Linked DNA regions of Mus musculus: region 1 is linked to region 2. A link is a loop called in an ENCODE intact Hi-C map of the cell type or tissue named here. Cell type or tissue: heart. All regions are shown on one strand. Links, peaks and the distances in the headings refer to the core of each region. The heading gives the core; the rest is flanking DNA.

What was found. Hi-C counts contacts between places; a loop is a spot of excess contacts. Peaks named below come from ENCODE experiments on the same cell type or tissue, not always from the same donor. Only the 100,000 strongest peaks of a DNase experiment are listed, where the experiment ranks them.
Region 1: it touches region 2 in a loop (2.5-fold over the local background); 4 of 42 quality-filtered maps call a loop at or near these places.

The regions. Positions count from the first base shown.
Region 1 is chr7:133,723,788-133,729,094 of GRCm38, forward strand. Dhx32 (DEAH (Asp-Glu-Ala-His) box polypeptide 32) reads right to left here. Exons shown (of 12, transcript NM_133941.2): 8 at 1,417-1,608; 9 at 613-762. Among named protein-coding and RNA genes, the nearest start is that of Bccip, 17 kb to the left of the region's middle. In heart, for the core only: no CTCF peak of the experiment used is centred there; DNase peaks (open chromatin) are centred at 1,964 and 3,454; H3K27ac peaks cover 561 bases.
Region 2 is chr7:133,666,662-133,671,968 of GRCm38, forward strand. It overlaps Edrf1 (erythroid differentiation regulatory factor 1), which reads left to right. Exons shown (of 25, transcript NM_178115.4): 24 at 879-1,030; 25 at 4,705-5,307. The coding sequence ends at 4,879. Among named protein-coding and RNA genes, the nearest start is that of Mmp21, 11 kb to the right of the region's middle. In heart, for the core only: a CTCF peak has its summit at 2,565 (motif pointing right); no DNase peak of the experiment used is centred there.

The sequences.
Region 1 (5,307 bases), core at 35-5,034, 57 kb after region 2:
CAGAGTAACAGAAGTCCACACTTGGTCTGATGCCATCACGCAGCCTGCTGCTCAAAAGCTGATCCATCACCTTTCCCTCCAGTCCACGTGGAAACACTGCATCCCTGCTCTTGACATGAGCCTTGCAATCTGATCTCAGTTCTTCTACATCATTGCAAACATCATTCACACCTCATCTTCTGGAGCACAGGAAGTGAGGCTGCTCTGTGGGAAGCGGAGGAGCCTCCTTTGGGGAAGCCGGCTGGTCCACTGCTAACCCCAGCTATCTGTCCCCTGCCCTGGCAGCTTCCCCAGCAGTGGGCCCTCACCTGGGGCATTACAGTAGCCACTGCAATTCAGGTGCACCCGTCTCTGTGCTTCAGGCGTGCTGCTTCTGAAAGCTGGCTGACCAGAGTACTAAAGCTCCCCAAATCCAGACCTGTGCCGTGACATGCTAGGCCTCTGGGTGGATGGCAGTGGCCTGTGGTATATTTAGGGACCCAGTGCCATTCTGTTTAAGTGGCTGGTGGGACTATCAGAGAAGGGAGGCTAGTAAATAATTCAAGTATTTGCGCCTCCTCTGGGGAAGGGGAAGGGACTGGGGAGGTGGTTTTGGGGAACATGGTCACATACGTTCATTGGCAGAGTTCAGAACTGTATCTTGGTAGGCATTGTAGACATTGATGAGCGTAAAGTGATCACCTTCAGGGTGCAAGAACGTTTTCCAGCAAGTCACTGCAGCCTCCTCAGCACCATGAGGCACGTGCAAAAAGCAACTGGGAGCTTTAAGATGCAAGAAGTCACAGTCAGCAACATGGAGGACAATCCTGGCCTGATGGTGTGCCAAGGGGCAGGACCCCCGTCTGTAAACCCACTCTTGCCTTGGATCTCTGGATCAATGTGCTGTTCTTAATATTTTTGTTGGCTTGGAAGCCAAGAAATGAAAAGTGAGTGGTCTTAGTGCTTTGTCCTTTTTGTGCACGTTGTTTTGCCAATAGCAGTTAGCACTCTGCTCATATTCTTGTAGAAGCATTGTGTCCAAATGTCAAGGGGCCCAGAGGGTCAGACACAGGCTCAGGACTATGTTCAGATGTAGCACAGCATTTAGTCCATGCTGCTGTCAAGGAATGTATGAAAATAATAGGAGCCGGTATAAAATAACGAAGCTGGCAGGAAACACAGGCCGCCCAGCTGTCTGGGAAACACCGCCTGTGGCTACTGCTTGTTGCCTGTTTTGAGCTACACGCGTCCTTTTGGCAAAAACCCAAGCCCACGCCTTTTGGCCTTTTCTGTTTTTGCATTAATTAAGGTAATTGTAAAGGTTTCCCCTTCTCAGTCTATTAAAACACTTTACTATCCCCTTACATCTAGACTCCATTTGAATCTGTACGTGCTGTGGATTCACAGTACCTAGAGAGAAAGGTCTTTAAGGAATACCTGTTACCATGGCAGCGATGGTTAGCATTTCGTCTACACAGTCAAATTCACAGGATGCTAAGATAGACTTTGAGAGCTGTGGATCCAGAGGAAACTCAGACATGATGATTCCAAACTCAGAGAGATTCCCATCGTTGTCCAGGGCTGCCAGGTAATCTAAATCTTCCAGTGCCTGCATCAGGCTTTCTGGAGCTAGGAAAGAGGAAAAAAGTGAATTTTACACAACTGAGGGGGCAGCACGTAGTGACTTTTCATTTTTGCATAAAACAAACAACCAATGAACAGAATCGGTAAAGCAAGAATTGGTCAGACACTAAGCCCGTAGCTTCTGAGGCTGACAGGGTACACCTTATGGCTATCTAGACAAGGACCCTGAAACCGTGGCAGGCTCCTCAGAGGACAGCCACGGACTCACTGCATTTTGCTGCAGTTCTGAGGGGTCAAAGTTGAGGATCTAGGGATCCGAGATCTCTCCTGACCAGGCAGCCATGTTCCAGTCGCTGTGACTTGGAACACGTGGTACTCAAACAACATCTGGAGCAGAGCCTGCTCTCACCAACGGGCCAGCCAGCTCGGCAGCTGCTGCAGGCACAGAACGCTGAACTATGGAAGCAGCTCTTGCACAAGCCTACAAAGCTAGCCTGAGTATACTTAAGGGAAGACATAATATTTGTTGCTCAATAAGGCAAAACATACATGGTCTAGAATCTAGTAAACTGAGGTCCGACAAGGAGAACGAGAGCTAAGACAGAGTGGCCTAGAAGTCACAAGAAAAGCAGAAACACCAGACACAAACACACAAGGTTACTGCAAACAGACAAACCTATCCCATCTCTCATTTCTTAGATAACATGGGCACTCCTACAGTGTGTATTAATTTCCACATCTGCTCAATTTCCACAAAGAAGTCTACTTACTCTCTGTCCTTCTGGGACCAAGTTCTATTAAATACACTGTTTCACCTGTCTGCCACCTGGTATTCCTATAAAGGCTACACCAACTCCTACTGTGCTGAAAACCTGAAAACTGCCTTTTGTCAGTCTCAGTCCTGGAATGTGTGTGGTGTTCGGGAGGCAACACCTATAGGCCTAACCCAGAAGCAACTGAATCTGCCTGTCCCTGAGTTTTAAGTGGCTGACGAGAAAACAATGACTCACTTGCTATCTTTACACTTTGACCACCAAAGGTAACGGTCAGAATTCAAGGCACACCGAGAAACTGCAGCCTCCTCACAAGCTCTAATGTGATCCCATTCCCACTATGGTCGGGAAGCCAAGAAAGCTTTTAGAAACCACAAGTGTGGTCTGGGGTACGGCAGGGAGAGCAGAGCATCTGAGGTGAGAGACTAGGAACAGAGAGGGTGGGGAGGAGCCTGCTGAGACTAACACTCGGGGGAGACAGTGAAATCATTCACCTATTGCCTGTGATCGTCCCCCATCAACATTTACCAAGTGGAATGCTTTCTTTATCGTTCTCCCTGGGCACGTTGGGCTTGACCTTACTGGTAAACACACAGCCTTGAGTCTGCAGTTCCAGGAAAGGAACTAACAGGCTACTTAGTAGTCCCAGAGTTCCATCAGGGATCTGTGGGACCTGAAAGGGGGCTTCGGATGTGCCAGAGAAGGTGCAGGGGCGGCTGCAGGAAGGAGCATGGCTGTGCTGAAACAGCGAGGGACTGGGAGCACTAGCTGGCATTATACAATTTCATGTCATTGTATTTATATTATCCTATAGGAAACAGGTTTCAAATACAGCTACCCTCGGGAATGTTACAGAACCCTATGCCTCTGCTTGTCTGGGATGGGTAAGTACTTCCAGGTACAGAACAAGACAGGAAGTCTTTGGTAAGCAGGCCTCAAAAGCCATAGTCAGGCCTTCCTCAGCATGCTCCTCCTCAGCTTGTATTACCAGCCAGGGTGAAAGATTAGGGCTCCTCGGTCACTAGACATGGGAAGGGCTGAGAGGGGACTCTCCAACCACGAGAGGGACACTGATAGAAGTCATGCCACGAGCCTGGCTCTCAGATGATGGCTGTGGCAGACTTTCAGACGCTCAGGAGTAAGGGTGACAGCTCAGCTGAGCTTTGCTGGGCCCTGAGACCTCGCCCATACCAGCTTGGCTCCTGCCTGTGGCACAGCAGAAAGTACAAGTGGAACACAGACAGCCATAGGCCTCCCTCAAACCTTTTTGCCAAGCAAGCCACATCAGTACCGGGACTAGTTAGGTCTCAGAGAGAACCGGGTCAGAAAGGGGCTGAGTTTGTCTCCACACAAGGCCTGCTCACACTATGCTAAAGAAGACTGCTGGCCTTCCTCAAGACACAGCTGTCAGTGTCCCCAGGATAAGGCACTGTGACTGCTAGCTCTTTTTTTTTTTTTAACTTTTTATTAGGTATTTTCCTCATTTACATTTCCAATGCTATCCCAAAAGTCCCCCATACCCTCCCACCCACTCCCCTACCCACCCACTCCCACTTTTTGGCCCTGACGTTCCCCTGTACTGGGGCATATAAAGTTTGCAAGTCCAATGGGCCTCTCTTTCCAATGATGGTTGACTAGGCCATCTTCTGATATATATGCAGCTAGAGTCAAGAGCTCCGGGGTACTGGTTAGTTCATAATGTTGTTCCACCTATAGGGTTGCAGATCCCTTTAGCTCCTTGGCTACTTTCTCTAGCTCCTCCATTGGGGGCCCTGTGATCCATCCAATAGCTGACTGTGAGCATCCACTTCTGTGTTTGCTAGGCCCCGGGACTGCTAGCTCTTAACACACAATGATACCCTTGAAAGATGTTCTTTGCAGTGTAACTAGAAGTCTCCCCACTCCACAGCATCTAAGACCAAGCTTCAAACAAGGCTTAGCACTGCAGTGAGATAGCATAGCATTGGCTTTACCAAAACCACCAGGGGAAAAAACAAAACAGGCCAGAACAATGCATGGGGCTGGAGCAATAGCTTAATGGCTAAGAGCACTGGCTCCTCTTCTAGAGAACCCTGGTTCAATTCCCAGTACCTCCATGGTGGCTCACACCATCTGTAACTACAACCCTGATCCTCCTGTGGACCGTGTACTTAGTGTACAGACCTACAGGAACCCTGATCCTCCTCTGGACTGTGTACTTAGTGTACAGACCTACATGAAGGCAAAACATCCACACACATAAAAAAATTAATAAATAATAAAATTAGTATTTATAAATGTACAAGCTTAAAATGGAAGAGCCTGGCTCTGATGAGGACGGGGGGGGGGGGGAGGGGGAGTGTTGCGGGTGGAGTGGGGAAGAGGGGAACAGCTTCTAAGACAGTGTCACAGGCCACACTTCCTAGTACCTGGTGTGTACAGGACCTTTACAAGATCCACAGCACTTCTACATTTGAATCTCTTGTCTGGCCAAGGCTGAGTGGCCAGCCAGTTGGTTCCGTATTTGTTTAATGAGCAGCACCTTTCCAGAAGCCATGCTCTGCGAGCACAGCTGACATGACTCTAAAAGAGCAAGGCCAGCAGTCTTAGTATCTAGAAACCCATCTCAGGGGCACTGTGGTGACATCTCCTCATCACTGTGATCACTGTCTGTTTGCACATTTATGGAAAGTACCGTCTTAGTCTAGGTAGGTAGCCTTGGGCAGCTAGGAGTCGCTCAGACCTGCAATGCCAAGCATTTATTGAACCCCAGTCACTTGTCTAAGGGATGAAAAAATATTAACTAGCTGACCTGAGCCCTGAGGCAGTTACTTTGATTGTGGTTATATTAAAACTATTTCTATTCTATGCCTCTAACTTCCTCCCTAATTAAGTTTTCACTATCTGTAAAATGACTTTCTAATGCTTCCAAGGTGCTCCAGTGGGTTGCGTCTTGGAAACTGTTCTTGGAATGTTCCTCTTTGTACACACA
Region 2 (5,307 bases), core at 273-5,272:
TTCCAAAAGGATTTACCTCATTATCACAAGGATGGATATTAGGCCAGACACAGGTGGGCAGTGAATGTCTTTGAAGGGCACTAAAGATAGCCCAAGATGATTTGACCTGCAGCTTTCTAGCTCTTCACAGTCGAGGAAGTTCTAATCAGTCAGCTAGCCTTGTAGAATCTTTAACACACATGCAGGTCCCACACTCACCTACCCAACCCCTGGGAACTTTAGTTTACACTTACCTGATACACTCTCCAGAGGCAGCATTGAAAACACTGGAGCCCAGTGGTCCAGTTACCTTCCCATGTCCCAAGTTCATCAGTTCACGGCCACACACCACACAGGAGCCTCAAAGCACAGCAGCTGTGTTTGCATGATTGCATTACTGACTTCAGTCTTTAATGAGCATAGTTACAGAGAGACCTGTTAGAAGTTTCAAAGCCTTGTAAGGTTGTTTTTCTATTTGAAGGTGTCTTTGCCTTTGCTTTCCAAGAGCAGGGAGCGCTCTGCTCTCAGTCCCAGCTGACTGCCCGGAAGCATTTGCTCCATAACTCTGCAGCATAGTCCAGCATTTCTGCTGAGTGTGCCCCAGGCTTCTGCCACCTCTTCTGTCCATGGTGGGTCCTGGCTAGGCAGTACCTGTTTCCATGTTGCTTCTGTAGCAAACAGTCAATGCTGGGAAGTCATGAAATTCCACATAGGATTCATTTCTTTTATGTCAGTATTTCTTAGGTGTGGGGCCTTACTGTATCTTTATCAGGGAGCTTTTGGGTCTGCTTCCTGTTTATGATTCTGTAAACTGGATTTGAAGAGGCTGCTTAGCCTTCACTGTATATGAAACATGGGAGGAGGACAGGTTAGGTAAAGTAACTTTGTGCTGTTTTTAGCCCAAGAATGATGAGGCTACACCGGCTGCTGATTCTTCACCTAATCTTAATCGAGAAGAAGTGATCAAACTCCTTAGTATATTTGAATCTCGTCTGTCATTCCTTCTCCTTCAATCCATCAAACTGATGTCGTCATCTAAAAGGAAAATGAGGTAAATTACTTGGTTATTTATTGAACCTTCTTTGCTAACTCCTCACCTATAAAAAGAACTTGAGTTCCTGCTATTGATAAAAAGAACAGGTTGTATTGTTTATGTTGTATGTAGAAAATGCAAAATTTGAGGCTGGAGAAATGGCTCAGCGATTAAGAGCACTGACTGCTCTTCTGAAGGTCCTGAGTTCCAATCCCAGCAACTACATGGTGGCTCACAACCATCCATAATGAGATTTTTAAGTACTATTCCTTGTTAGGTAAGAATCATGACCATGTGCCTACTGCATAGTCATGGAGAGACAAGTAGCCGTGGAGTGAAGACCCTAAGTTGTTTGTAGTAGCACTTGCAAACATGTTTTTAATGTGAATTGGGGACTATGATGTGGATATAAAGGTGCACACCTTTAATCCCAGCACTAGGGAGGCAGAGGCAGGTGGATTTCTGAGTTCGAGGCCAGCCTGGTCTACAGAGTGAGTTCCAGGACAGCCAGGGCTACACAGAGAAACCCTGTCTCCAAAAAGAAAGTTAGGGCGTCTGAAGCTGGGTAGTAGGAGGGAGATGGGTGGTCGGGTGCACAGCCAGGTGCCTCGGCTGATGTGTGTGCTGTTTCACCAGAGCTGTTCTTTGGCATCATTAACTTGAAATTGAGTACAAAGTTCTACATCAGGAGCATGATATACAAACACAAGTGCAGTCTAGCCCATATTACAGAAAATGAAAAACAGATAAAAGTCAAAGAAAATGCACCCACGTACATCATTGTTTCTAGTTAAATCTGTCTTACCATTTTATCTTGGGGTACAGATAAAGTAATTTTCGTTTTGTGACTCGGTGTTATGAGCTTTGACAACGTTTATTTAGCATTCCAAAAATTTCTGTCCACCACAACCATGTTGCAACAAAGTCCATCACTCCACAAATTGCTTCTTGGTGATGTTAAGCAATCTGATCTTGTACAATTTTGGAGTTTTCTCTTAGTGCCTCTCTCATTAATGGTCGTTTCAAGCCCATGAAGAAACCCCTCACTATCATCTCTGCCCAGCTTAGCTGTTATTTCTTGCCTGTACGGATATTTGTTCAGGAGTGTTGAAAACTGGACATCCGTTAGGACAGCAGAGGCTGGCTTGGTCTGCCTGAGAGGTTTCACCTGCCAGGTATTCCATTGAGTTCATTTTTTATATCTTGAACAGAGCTGCAGTTGAGAATTTCTTCTTAAACTGCAACCTTCTGTATAGCACAGGATCCAAGTTCCAACGAAGTAGATGCCCTCAGCTAAAGTTCCTCCTCTGATGTTTTTTACTTTGGTCAGTTCTAGCCCAAAATATTAAGTGGAAAATTCCATGATTTATTTGTTTTGTGCATACCTCAGTCTTCAAACTTATCCTTCTGAGGAGAACTTTTACTGGAGGAAGTCTCAAGTACGCAGCAAGGTGGTTTGGTATGTTCACTGCAGTTTAGTGCACCAGAAAGCAGAGTAAATAACACACAGTGGAGAAGAGAGATTCTTAGCTTTTACTGCCTAAAAACTTAACTGCAGGTAGGTTTGTAACATTTATTGGTGTCCACAAGGTGGCAGTGTGTGTGTGTGTGTGTGTGTGTGTGTGTGTGTGTGTGTGTGTGTGTGTATGTATGTATGTATGTAGGATCCTGTGAGCTAATTTAGTGATTTTTTTTTCCAGATTAGTGGTTTGGGTGATTGACTGACAGTTTCAGTCTTTTGATGTTTTTTTTTTAATATTTATTATATGTAAGTACACTGTAGCTGTCTTCAGACACTCCAGAAGAGGTCATCAGATCTCCTTACGGATGGTTGTGAGCCACCATGTGGTTGCTGGGATTTGACCTCTAGACCTTCGGAAGAGCAGTCGGGTGCTCTTACCCACTGAGCCATCTCACCAGCCCTTGATGTTTTATCACAATAGTTCTATGTATGGCTTATGTAATTTTTATTTCCAACCAGGTTATTAGTGTTGAAGAAATGATGTTTTTGATTTCTCTGTGTAGCCCTGGCTATTCTGGAACTCACTAGGTTAGACCACGCTGGCCTCAAACTCAGAGATCTACCTGCCTCTGTCTCCTAAGTGCTGAGATTAAAGATATATACCACCACACCTGGATTATTGAAGAAATTTTTTTTAAAGATTTATTTATTATTTATTCTATGTAAGTACACTGTAGCTGTCTTCAGACACACCAGAAGAGGGAGTCAGATCTCATTACGGATGGTTGTGAGCCACCATGTGGTTGCTGGGATTTGAACTCCGGACCTACGGAAGAGCAGTCGGGTACTCTTACCTGCTGAGCCATCTCACCAGCCCTTGAAGAAATTTTTAATCTAAAGTTTTCATGCAAGCCAAATGTCGTAGGAGCTGATCTGTGCGTTCAGGTTTATTGACCGAAAGGAACACAGCCCTCTGCAGGTTGGAGGCAGGTCACTGTGGTTGCTGAGTCGGGACTTTCTGTTGTGTTTCATTCGTGGTCGGTAAAAACAGCTAGCAAGTTTACTGTTGATAAAGCAGACCTAGCTGTGTTCTTTAAGAGAAAAGGAAATCAGAATGTGACCTTAACAGAAAGGAACATTAGTAGTTTATTTTGACTGCTGTTTCTCCCCATTAGCCTGAGGCAAAATAAGAAAGTGGGCTTAATAATTGAAAAGCTTAACTTAGGTTCTCAGAAATTAAAGTGAGCTTTAAGAAAATTAGGATTAATTTTCTTTTTTCTTTTTTTTTTTAAGATTTATTTTTATGTATATGAGTATTCTGTAGCAGTCTTCAGACACACCAGAAGAGGGTATCAGATCCTGTTACAGATGGTTGTGAACCACCATGTGGTTGCTGGAAATTGAACTCAGGACCTCTGGAAGAAGAGTCAGTGCTCTTAACTGCTGAGCCATCTCTCCAGTCCCAGGGTTATTTTTCTTGTTGAAGCTGTTGAGTGTGCTTCATAGTATGACAACTGTGTAGGTTGGACAAGATACACATTTTGTTTATTACATTTCAGGGGAGTTATTTCACTTTGGATTAAGAATCGAGCTGTTCATAACACGCCCTTTAGCATTCACTGCTCTAGCAGAGTGGCACCATGACATTTCAGAGGCTTTAGGATTTGAGATGAAAAGCTATAAACATCTGAGGATCATGAAGCCCTGTGCTGTAGTACAGAGAAGAAATCTGTAACATCATGGACGGTCCTTAGCCAGATATAAACATTAAGTATTTAGTTTAGTAAAATGGTAGATAAGGTAAACCAGCTAATTATATTAAGAGGAAAACGATCTGTTTGACATGTGGAGACTGTAGATAGTAACTTCAGTTCAGTGGGTGACAGTAGGTTAAGAAGGGCGTGATCTACACAAGTTGTAAGAAGCTGAGGCAGGAGTCTGTGAGCAGAGCTCAGCTGCCAGTTTAGATTGGCACTTGTTGCTGAGTAGAGGGGCCATGTAGTTGCTCCATGCTTGATCAGCCCCAGCTCCCACTCAACTTTCTCCATGACATATTCTTTGACCATGTTTTTGTGACTGCTCCCAGTGCCTTTTTCCAGTGCCTCTGCTGGGAAGGCAGGGGTCTTTCTCTGGTTTACTCAACAGCCATAGATAAGTCAGATACTCTAAGAAGTGCCTGTTGTTTCCAGCCCCTCCCTCTATTCCCTCACCTGTTTGTTTTTAACCTCAGCAGTAACGCTGAAGAAGACATAGTCCTCCAAACCAACAAGCAGATTTACTCCCAGCTTTTGAGAGCGACTGCCAACAGAAACTCAACTCTGCTGGAAAGAATTGAAGTCGTCATCTGTTTGCTGGAGCAGCTTGCCTCCGGTAGCAGCCGATCGAGTGGCAGTGCTGTCCCCTGACTGCAGTGGTACTGGAGGACTGTCTTGTCAGTGCCTTCCCGTCCTGGAGCTGTCTGTCTGTCCACTCGGTGCTGAGACTTATTAAATATGAGGACATAGCGTTTAATCAGGTCCACAGTGGATACTTGCTTCCCATGGCAGGCAGAGGATGTGGGGTGGTTCGGCTTCTTGTGAAGGTGAGAAACTATAATGGAACCGAAAGCTTTGTAAATGTATTTCCTCGAGAAGTACATGGTTCCTTAGTGATAACACCTCCTGCGATGTCGCGAGACTTAAAATATTCTTGACGTTAAAACACTTAGGTGTAAGATGCGATTATTTTGGATAAAATGTTACTCTGGCCAAGGGAACTCTTATTCAAGTGATTTCATGGATTCAAATGGCATGTAGAAACAGTGCGCATCAGCGTCTACTTCTAAGTGACACAA